2 separate regions of the Homo sapiens genome follow, and region 1 is linked to region 2. Evidence: read pairs that join two places in POLR2A ChIA-PET (ENCODE). Cell type or tissue: GM12878. All regions are shown on one strand. Links, peaks and the distances in the headings refer to the core of each region. The heading gives the core; the rest is flanking DNA.

Region 1 (5,647 bases), core at 604-4,603, 120 kb before region 2:
GAGTATCTGAGACCACAGGTGAGTGCCACCACGTCTGGCAACTTTTTGTGTTTTTTGTAGAGATAGAGTTTCACCATGTTGCCCAGACTGGTTTTGAACTGCTAGGCTCCAGTGATCTGCCCGCCTTGGCCTCCCAAAGTGCTGGGATTACAGGTATGAGCCACCACGCCTGGCCCTACCAGACTGAAAGTGGATGTATCTACGTGGATTCACGGTTTTTGATATATAAAAATATAGAAATAAGGCCGGGTGTGGTGGCTCATGCCTGTAATCCTAGCACTTTGGGAGGCCGAGGCAGGTGGATCGCTTGAGTCCAGGAGTTTGAGACCAGCCTAGGCAACAGGGTGAAACCCCCTCTCTATTAAAAGTATAAAAACTGAGGAGGATCACCTGAGTCTGGGGAGGTGGAGGCTGCAGTGATCTGTAATTATACCACTACACTCCAACCTGGGAGACAGAGTGAGACCCTGTCTCAAAAAAAAAAAAAAAGGAATAAATACAGATATAAACTTAAGTGCATATATATACATACACACACACACACACACATATGTATATGTATAGGTTTTTTGTGTGTGTCTTTGTTGATTTTGGTATCAGGGTAATGCTGGCCTCATAGAATGAGTCTGGAAGTATCCCCTCTTCAATTTTTGAAATAGTTTTCTTTTTGGCGTGTGTGTGTGTGCGTGTGCACACAAACAATTCTTTTCAAACAGAGGGCCTGGAAGCAGTGGTATCCTGATAAGCAATAAGCATATCTAGTACCCAGATCCTGGATTGTCAATACCGCTGTCCACTAAAAAGAACTAGGGATTCCTGGAAAAGCGTAGAATGAACTTGAAAAAAAATTTTGTGCTGAAAACAAGGAAATGTTCAAGAATTATGGGACCATTTCAAAATAACACAGGAATCAGTTTAAAGGACGTCTCACAAACTGTACCTGAGACAATGTGCATATCAAAATAAATAATGATGGTAAGAGTTCATAAACTATTGAATAAAATAGCAAACTATGAGTAGGTATAGACACAAATCAATCAATCAATCAATCTGAGGTCTTGTGAGCAACATAAGTATCCTATTTCAAAGTCCTTCCCACTAAATACAGATTAATTACAAAGGGAAAATGAGTAACTTTACAGTAAAGGACTCTGGTAGACACCACTTTAATCGAGTGTCAAATTTAACATCATCATAATGGGACAAATGTAAATGATGCCACCTGTTGGAATACAATGAGAGGTACAAAGCATTAGTTCTGTCACACCCCTGCCAAAATTAGTGACCTAAATATAATCATGAGGAAGCATCAAACAAAACAAATTGGCTTGTAATATTTTAAAAAGTCAAGGTTATAAAAATCAAAGGAAGACAAGGAACTATTTCAAACTGAGATACGACAACTAAGTGCAATGTGTAATTCTGAATGGCCTTTTGCTATAAAGGAAGGTATTAGATAAAATGGAAAACCCTGAATTAGGGTCTATTAGTCGATACAAGCGTATTAAGGTTAAGTTTCCTGATTTAAATGGCTGTATTGTGGTTATGTGGGAGAAGTTCCTTGTTTACAGATAATCTATACCTAAGTATTTCAAGTGATGGGTCATCAGACTGGCACTAACTCTTGAATGCTTAGGGAGAAAAGTTTTTTCTTTCTTTTTTTTTTTTTTTTTGAGATGGAGCCTCACTCTGTCACCCTGGCTGGACTGCAGTGGCACGATCCCAGCCCACTACAACCTCTGCCTCCCAGGTTCAAGTGATTCTCCTGCCTCAGCCTCCTGAGTAGCTGAGATTACAGACATACGCCACGACGGCCAGCTAATTTTTTGTATTTTTAGTAGAGATGGGGTTTTACCATTTTGGTCAGGCTGGTCTCAAACTCCTGACCTTGTGATCTGCCTGCCTCGGTCTCCTAAAATGCTGGGATTATAGGCGTGAGCCACTGCACCTGGCCAAGAAAAGTTCTTTATATTGTTCTTGAACATTTTCTGTAAGTTTTTTTTGTTTTTTTTTTTTTTGAGATGGAGTCTCGTTCTGTCCCCCAGGCTGGAGTGCAGTGGCGCGATCTCGGCTTAATGCAAGCTCCACCTCCCAGGTTCACGCCATTCTCCTGCCTCAGCCTCCCGAGTAGCTGGGACTACAGGCACTTGCCACCACGCCCGGCTAATTTTTTGTATTTTTAGTAGAGATGGGGTTTCACCGTGCTTGCCAGGATGGTCTCCATCTCCTGACCTCGTAATCTGCTCACCTCGGCCTCCCAAAGTGCTGGGATTACAGGCGTGAGCCACCGTGCCAGGTCCTTTTTCTGTAAGTTTTTGCTGGTTTGAAATTCAGAGTAATTATTTGGAAATAAGCAAAACAATTTAGTCTATTTTAGCAATACATATATACTAGGTAAAGCTATAAATAAAAGCAGCAAATTATCAACACAAATTTAGGACAGTGGTTATTTACCTCTTCCACAGAAGAAGAGACATGATCACAGAAAGACACATAAGGTATACTGATAAGAATCTATGTTTTGAGGTAGGTGGTACATATGTATTTTATTCTTATTCTTTTAACTCTCTCCCTATATTTGTTATTTATCTGTACCACATTTCCTGAAAAAAAATTTTTTTAAAAAAAGAAAAATTACATATGCTATATATGACATGTTTCTATTTTTAATTAAAACAAAACAAACTTTTTTTTTTTCCTTTTGAGACAGGGTCTTGCTCTGTCACCCAGGCTGGGGTACAGTGGTGAGATCATGGCTCATCACAGCCTCAACCTCCGGGGCTCAGGTGATTCTCCCACCTCAGCCTCCTGAATAGTCCCCAGCCTCCCAAATTGCTGGGACTACAAGAATGAGCCACGACACCCAGCCAAAAAAAAGCTTTTAAGAAGGCTGGGCACGGTGGCTCATGCTTGTAATCCCAGCACCTTGGGAGGCCGAGGTGGGTGGATCACCTGAGGTCAGGAGTTTGAGACCAGCCTGGGCAATATGGCAAAACCCCATCTCTACTAAAAATACAAAAATTAGCCAGGCATGGTGGCACGTGCCTGTAATCCCAGCTACTCAGGAGGCTGAGGCAGGAGAATCGCTTGAACCCGGGGGATGAAGGTTGCAGTGAGCTGAGATCGTGCCACTGCACTCCAGCCTGGGTGGCAGAAGACCCCGTCTCAAAAAAAAAAAAAAAGCTTTTAGGAAGAGATAAAAGACTGGAAAAATGCATCAAACTGATACTATTGATTATCTCTGAGTGGTGGAATTCATATTAACTTCAATTTCTTTTAATGTTTTTCTGTATTTTCATTCTTTCACTATAATTGACAGAAGGATATGCATATAATGCTAATGACTAATTTAAAACATTAAAAATAATTCTTTTATAATTATGCATCTACTTAAACAGAAAAATGAATCAAATGATGAGAATGAAAATCCTAAAACAGACTGAAAATACTTCATTATTATTACTATTATTATTATTATTATTTTTTGAGATGGAGTCTTGCTCAATCGCTCAGGCTGGGGTGCAGTGGCGCAATCTCGGCTCACTGCAAGCTCCGCCTTCCGGGTTCACGCCATTCTCCTGCCTCAGCCTCCAGAGTAGCTGGGACTACAGGCGCCCACCACCACGCCCGGCTAATTTTTTTTGTATTTTTAGTAGAGACAGGGTTTCACCGTGTTAGCCAGGATGGTCTCGATCTCCTGACCTCGTGATCCACCCGTCTCGGCCTCCCAAAGTGCTGGGATTACAGGTGTGAGCCACCGTGCCCGGCCAACTTCATTACTGTTATTGTTATGATTATTTTTATTTTTTGAGACAGGGTCTCAATGTCACCCAGGCTTGCAGTGTAATGGTGCAATTCGGCTCACTGCAGTCTCTACCTCCTGGGCTCAAGCAATTCTCCTCCCAAGTAGCTGGGACTACGGATGTGCATCACCATGTTCAGCTAATTTAAAAAAATTTTTTTGTAGACACGAGGTCTCACTATATGGCCCAGGCTGATCTTGAACTCCTGAGCTCAAGTGATCCTCCTGCCTTGGCCCCTCAAAGTGCTGGGATTACAGGCATGGGCCATTGCACCTGGCCTACCTCATTCAATGTTTAAAAATACCCATTATCAGCTGGGCACGGTGGCTCGCGCCACTCTACTCCAGCCTGGGTGACAGAGTGAGACCTTGCCTCAAAAAAAAAAAAAAACTGTCTAGACATAATTATGTTTAGAGAACTATTTATTAAAATGTTTGGCCAGGCTGGTCGAGGTGGCTCACTCCTGTAATCCTAGCACTTTGGGAGGCCAAAGCGGGCAGATCACTTGAGGTCAGAAGTTTGAGACCACCCTGGCCAAACTCCTGGTGAAACCCCGTCTCTACTAAAAATACAAAAATTAGCCGGGCTTGGTGGTGCAAACCTGTAATCCCAGCTACATTGGACGCTGAGGCAGGACAATCACTTGAAGCTGGGAGGCAGAGGTTGCAGTGAGCTGAGATCGTGCCACTACACTCCAGCCTGGGCAACAGAGCGAGACTCCGACTCAAAAAAATAAATAAATAAATAAAATGCTTGGCAGGATGCGATGGCTCATGCCTGTAATCCCAGCACTTTGGCAGGCTAAGGCAGGACGATGAATTCAGTCCAGGAGTTTGAGACCAGTGTGGGCAACACAGTGAGACTCCCTTTCTACAAAACAATTTTTAAAATTAGCTGGCAATAAATAAAAATTAAAAAAAAAAAGTTAGCTGGGCATGGTGGCATGTGGCTGTAGTTCTACAACTCAGGAGGCTGAGGTGGGAGGATTGCTTGAATCCAGGACTTCAAGACTGCAGTGAGCTATGACTGTGCCACTGCACTCTGGCCTGGGCAACAAAGAAAGATTCTATCTCTAAAAAATAAACTGTTGACTGAACCAAAAAGAAAAAATGAAATTTTAACTTGGTGAAAAAATATCAAATACTGAAATTGAAGACTCACCTATGAGTAATGTTAAATTTCTGGACAATCCTTTTTCCATTGGCCAACCAGATCTGTATATTAGTAATGGGTTCCAAGTTGTTCAGTGGAACAGCAGACAAATTATTTTTATTTTCAACTTCAATATTCTTTGCTTTAGAAACAATTTTTGGTGTGGCACTAAGGAAATCCAGACAACAAAGTTAGACGTTTTTTCCATTCAATAAAACTTTATTATTAAATAATTACTATAAAAATATTATAGCAAGTATAACTTTAAGGAAGATTTTTTAAGTTATATGTGTTTCTTCAGTAATAACAGAAAGATATATTATTTATGTCCACAATATATGATGGTTCTAAGAATCTGATGAAGTTATACATATCTGAGTAATTTGTAAGCTACATATATTATTACTGGTATTATTTGAGTAGTGCTTTACAGAATGGATAATTTTAAAGAAGGTTCATAGATCTATGGACTTTACCTTTACCTACTGCCCAGGTTAAATTTCTAGAAGAAATTATAAGTTCTTTATTGAGCTTAGTCCTTAGGTTATAATGAAAAAGAAACTAAATAAAGTACTTCCTGATCATTCTGAAGGATGCATCCAGATATATTTGTATGTGTGGATGAATATGTATGCACCTTACCAATCTTGATAATTTAAAATATGAGAATTTATAAAAATCAAAGAGCTCTC
Region 2 (5,647 bases), core at 1,051-5,050:
ACCTTGGGAGGTCTACAAACTATTGTAAATAGCTAAGATTTTTTCTTGCCCTACCCTTGAACCAATTTTTGCCTCTGTGAGGACAATATTGCCCCCTTCTGAGAATACATGTACAAAATAATTATATATTTTTAAAGCCATTTAAACTTTTTTTTTTTTTTTTGAGGTGGAGTTTCACTCTTGTTGCCCAGGCTGTAGTGCAATGGTGCGATCTCAGCTCACTGCAACCTCCGCCTCCCAGGATCAAGCTATTCTCCTGCCTCAGCCTCCCAAGTAGCTGGGATTACAGGCGTGCGCCACCATGCCCAGCTAATTTTTGTATTTTTAGTAGAGATGGTGTTTCACCATGTTGGGCAGGCTGGTCTCGAACTCCTGAGCTCAGGTGATCCGCCCTCCTTGGGCTCCCAAAGTGCTGGGATTACAAGTGTGAGCCACTGTGCCAGGCCCATTAAAACTTGGTATAATATAAAAATTATATATGTTAGTATAATATAAAAATCTCCTATAGATACCTATTAAAGTTTTAGGTTGGGGATTAATCCTGGTTCTGAGTTACTAGATTAAATAATGGTAGCTTAATTTGCCTGAACTGAAATGTAAACTTGGATTTTATTGTTGGCCTTTTTTTTCTACACTTATTTGTAGTTATGTTTAAAAGCTTCTGCTAAAGGCATGTATTTCTGAATCGTAAGACTCTTTTATAAATTTTAAAAATTCTATAAAACATATAAAATTGTTTGATATCAAATTTTTCCCCTTCTTTCCAAGGTACGGTTTGATAGCATAGGTGGATTGAGCCATCATATTCATGCGCTAAAGGAAATGGTAGTATTCCCACTTTTATATCCAGAAATTTTTGAAAAGTTTAAAATTCAGCCTCCAAGGTAAGCAATGTCATAGATGTTTATTATTGTTATTACTGTTACTTTCTCAAATGTTATTTGAGTAAATTGCTATAAATATAAATATTTGATATATATTTATTTGACGTGTCCTAGCAATGACAGTTAGAAATGAAATGTTATTGTTTAGGGTCCAGAGGCCATGGAACTAAGTATGTTCTTGAAGTTTACATCTCAGGATTTAAGTCAGGCACTTGATAAGATTCTTTCTGTGGGCCCTAAATACACAACCAGATTGTCCAGATGGGTTTTTCTGAATTTGGCTCCCAGTGCATCGAGTTTGATGCTATATGTTATTTACTCTTGGAAGCACAGTTTTATTGATGTGTTTCTTTGACTTGATGATGGAGTATTTTTGAAATAGAGTGAGCTTGATAATTTATTTGTAGGAACAGATTGTGCCTGATCATGAGGTGGATAGCTGGGGAACTATTGGAAAAGGCAGATAAATTATGTTAAAGAAGATTGGGCAGAATAGAATATTCTGGCTGGGCACGGTGGCTCAAGTCTGTAATCCCAGTACTTTGGGATCCCGAGGTGGGTGGATCACCTGAGGTCAGGAATTCGAGACCAGCTTGGCCAACATGGTGAAACCTCGTCTCTACTGAAAATACAAAAATTAGCTAGGGGTGGTGTCATGCCTCTGTAATCCCAGCTACTCGGGAGGCTGAGGCATGAGAATCAGTTGAACCCAGGAAGCGGAGGTTGTAGTGAGCCGAGATTGCGCCTGGGTGACAGTGAGGATTCCGTCTCAGAAAAAAAAAAAAAGAATATTCAGAAGATACACATATAGGCTGTTAGATTTAAACTGATAAATGTCTGTTTTCTTTAAGGAGGCACTTTTTATTCAGATTTTGTTCTAATTTATTTTTCACGTTTTTAAGGATATGGAAAATCTTATTAAAGAGTCATTTGAATCTATCTATCATTCCTTTTGAGTATTTCTACATTATTTATTCTAAAGATGTGAAATTTCTGGGTCATTGGGAAACACATTTAAAATTTCTATATATCTTGCCAAATTACTCTGTACTTTATTTCTTGTCTGCCAAAGCTTGGTGATTTAAGGACTTAGCAAAGTAAAACTTTTGTCTATATCCTGGAAAAAGCTTTATCAATGTCTAATAATTATACTTCAATACAAAATTATATGGAAGGGGGGGACATTTTTTAAAATTGGTTATCAGCAGTGATGATAATATAATTTACACTTCTTGATTTTTTTATTCTTCTAGGGGCTGTTTGTTTTATGGCCCTCCTGGCACAGGTAAAACCTTGGTTGCCAGAGCATTAGCTAATGAATGCAGCCAAGGAGACAAAAAAGTGGCTTTTTTTATGCGAAAAGGAGCAGATTGTTTGAGCAAGTGGGTTGGTGAATCTGAAAGGCAACTTAGGCTTCTTTTTGATCAGGTAAGAGAAATCATCTAATTCAAGAGTCTTTTCTGTTCTGTTCTGTTCTTTTCTTTCTTTGTTTTTTTGAGACAGGGCCTCTCTCTGTTACCCAGGCTGGAGTGAGTGCAATAGCGTGATCTCGTCTCACTACTGTCTTGACATCCAGGGCTCTAGCAATTCTCCTGCATCAGTCCTTGCCCCAGTAGCCTGAACTACAGGTGTGCATCACCACGCCTGGCTGATTTTTGTATTTTTTATAGAGGTGGGATTTCACCACGTTGGCCAGCTGGTCTCGAACTCCTGGGCTCAAGCAATCTGCCTGCTGAGAATATTTTCTTTAGAATATTTAATACGTTTAATCTGCAAATACAAACTGTTTATGAGGAAGCATATTTTCCATCCAATATGTTATATTCAGGATTAGTAATCTGTGATTGTATGCCTTAGAGGCATTTAATGGCAGTTTCACTAGTACTTTTGAATATTTATGATGGCTCATAAAACATTTATTGAGGTGGCTGCGAGGTATATAATACCATGTTAGGTGCTTTAGACAACACAGGATATAACATATATATTGCTAGATTATAATCCATTGGGGAACTACAACAGGCATAAAAACTTAAGTATCTGTGCAAGAAATCTCACAAAGTAGTGTGTTATTTTCATGAGCTGTAAATACGGTACTAGAAGAATTCAGACATGAGTGAATGCTTTTAAAAGGCAGAGCAGGGTGAATAAATATCATGTGGACTATGTCTACTATTTATTTGTAACAAAAACTTTAAAGATATTATTTCCTATACGTTTTAAGAATTATTCCAGCTGGGCACAGTGGCTGACGCCTGTAATCCCGATATTTTAAGAGGCCAAGGCAGATGGATTGCATGAGCCCCGGAGTTCAAGGCTGCAGTGAGCGATTATGACACCACTGTACTACAGTCTGGGCAATAGAGTGAGACTCTGTCTCTCAAAAAAAAAAAAAAAAAAAAAAAAACCAGTCCAAATATAAATTCACTTTTGATTGTTTGAGTTAGTGAAGGATGCTGTTCATATTTGGCAATGCAGCATATATTTGATTATGTCTGAGGAAATTCACGTGAAATAAAAAATAACTTCAAGCTTTGAGCACCCATTACTGAGATGGTGTGTGTGAAAGTCCTTTGTAATTGGTAAAGTACTTCACAATTTTTTTTTTTTTTTTGAAAGGGTCACGCTCTGTCACCCAGGCTGGAGTGCAGTGATGTGATTATAGTTCACTGCAACCTCAAACTCCTGGACTCAAGTGATCTTCCGGCCTTGGCCTCTCTAGGTAGAACTACAGGTGTGCACTACCACACTTGCCTAATTTTCAACTTTTTGGAAAGACAGGGTCCCAAGGTGTTGCCTAGGCTGGTCTTGAAGTCCTGGCCTTCAGCTATCCTCCCGCCTTGGCCTCCCAAAGTGTTGGGATTATAGGCATGAGCCTCTGTGTCTGGCCCAGTACTATTTTAAAATTATTAATAGTATCAAAAACTGCTAGATTTAGAAAAAGGAGTAGGTAAGATTTTTACCTTGAACGTGTCCAGTGTCTAATGGCGAGTCAAACATGCAGTCTGAATGCTTCAAGAGAATTCATTAATAATCAAACAATAAAAATATAAACATTTATAGATGAAGGAAGAATTGGCTTGGCAATGCTGGCATATTATTCAATGATTTAATTTAAAAATTTTAAAGTTATACTTTTGTAGCCATTTCATACTTGGGCTAGGGATGCCTCTTAGTTTTATTTAAAACCATAGCATAAATCATGCTACTCCTTTTGTCTAAATTTATTTTATTTCTGTTTCATAGTTTTCTTGGTGGGAGGAATAGTTGAAATGTTTGCTGTATTTTTTAAGAAAATTGCTGGTAATCCTGATTTTTTTTTTTTTTTTTAATGAAAGATTCTGCATTCCTAAGTTAAGGATATGGTCTATGCACTAAATGAAATGAAGGCACTACAGTGTATTGGCTAAGAGAGTGGCCTTCTATGTCAGAAAAATGTTTGTATCTATCTTTACCATTGAATATAACATTAAGTAAATCAAAACATTTAATCTTTAGTAGCCTTTTTTGTGCAATGGTAGAAAGAATACCTATCTTACTAGACTGTTATGAGATTTCACTGAGAAGACACAAAATATTTATCACAGTGACTGGCACGTAATATGCCCTACCTCCTTTTTGCAATACTGTGAGGGTGTAGTTATAAAAAAAAAAAAAAAGGAAAAAAACAACAACAACAGTTGTTTGTTTCATGTATATAAAAATAGTGATCAACACTCCCAAAGCACTGGGATTACAGGTGTGAGCCACTGCACTGGGCCATAATTCCAGTTCTTTTAACTTTTTTTCCCCAAAACCCCTATCTTGTAGTTGAATTATTTATTTATTTATTTATTTGATATGGAGTTTCGCTTTTGTCGCCCGGGCTGGAGTGCAATGGCGTGATCTTGGCTCACTGCAACCTCCACCTCCTGGGTTCAGGTGATTCTCCTGCCTTAGTCTCCCAAGTAGCTGGGATTATGGGCACCTGCCACCATGTCCAGCTAATTTTTGTATTTTTAGTACAGACAGGGTTTCACCATGTTGGCCAGGCTAGTCTGGAACTCCTGACCTCAGGTGATCCACCTGCCTTGGCTTCCCAAAGTGCTGGGATTACAGGCGTGAGTTACCATGCTCAGCCTGAATTGTCTTTCATTTCAAATTATTAGGAAACATTAAAGTTTAGTGCATATCACTCAGGAGAAATGGAAAATTCATCTCTCTTCCTTAGTAAACTGACCTTCCTGTGAACTGAGAGTTTCCTTTAATTTTGAAACATAAGCTACATAAATTTGAGTAAATTATATGATAAAAACTTCTCATTTGTTATCTAATATTCATTCATCTTAAATCAGATTCTTTCTAGATCTAATACTTAAGTGAGAAAAATGACACTGCAAATGTACCAGATGAAAACATGGGAGAATTTTGTTTATGATCTCAGAGTAGGGAGGTCTAACTATGTAAGGAAAGATCTAGCACATAAAAGAAATTTTAAGATTCTGCATGGCAACAAAATACATATTTTTGTTTTGTGCCGTTAGAACAGAAGATCACAGACTGTGTAATTTAGAATGAACAGAAATTTACTGACTCATAGTTCTGGAGACGAGGAAGTCCAAAATCAAGGCATCTGGTCAGTGCCTTCTTGCTGTGTCATAACATGACAGAAGACAGCATCCATAGCAGAAGGGCAAAGAGAGAGAGAGAGAATGCACAAGATGGGGGCAAACCCACTATCACAATAATAAATCTACTCCTTAGATGTCAGCCACATTAGTCTA

The links. Peaks named below come from ENCODE experiments on the same cell type or tissue, not always from the same donor. Only the 100,000 strongest peaks of a DNase experiment are listed, where the experiment ranks them.
Region 1: POLR2A ChIA-PET joins it to region 2 with 6 read pairs; 2 of 35 experiments call an interaction of 5 or more read pairs at or near these places.

Annotation. Positions count from the first base shown.
Region 1 is chr2:23,984,149-23,989,795 of GRCh38, reverse strand. UBXN2A (UBX domain protein 2A) reads right to left here. Exons shown (of 7, transcript NM_181713.4): 6 at 4,965-5,123. Among named protein-coding and RNA genes, the nearest start is that of MFSD2B, 23 kb to the left of the region's middle. In GM12878, for the core only: a CTCF peak has its summit at 1,235 (motif pointing left); no DNase peak of the experiment used is centred there.
Region 2 is chr2:23,860,046-23,865,692 of GRCh38, reverse strand. ATAD2B (ATPase family AAA domain containing 2B) reads left to right here. Exons shown (of 28, transcript NM_017552.4): 11 at 769-884; 12 at 2,138-2,312. Among named protein-coding and RNA genes, the nearest start is that of ATAD2B, 64 kb to the left of the region's middle. RefSeq lists a silencer at 5,387-5,587. In GM12878, for the core only: no CTCF peak of the experiment used is centred there; a DNase peak (open chromatin) is centred at 3,547.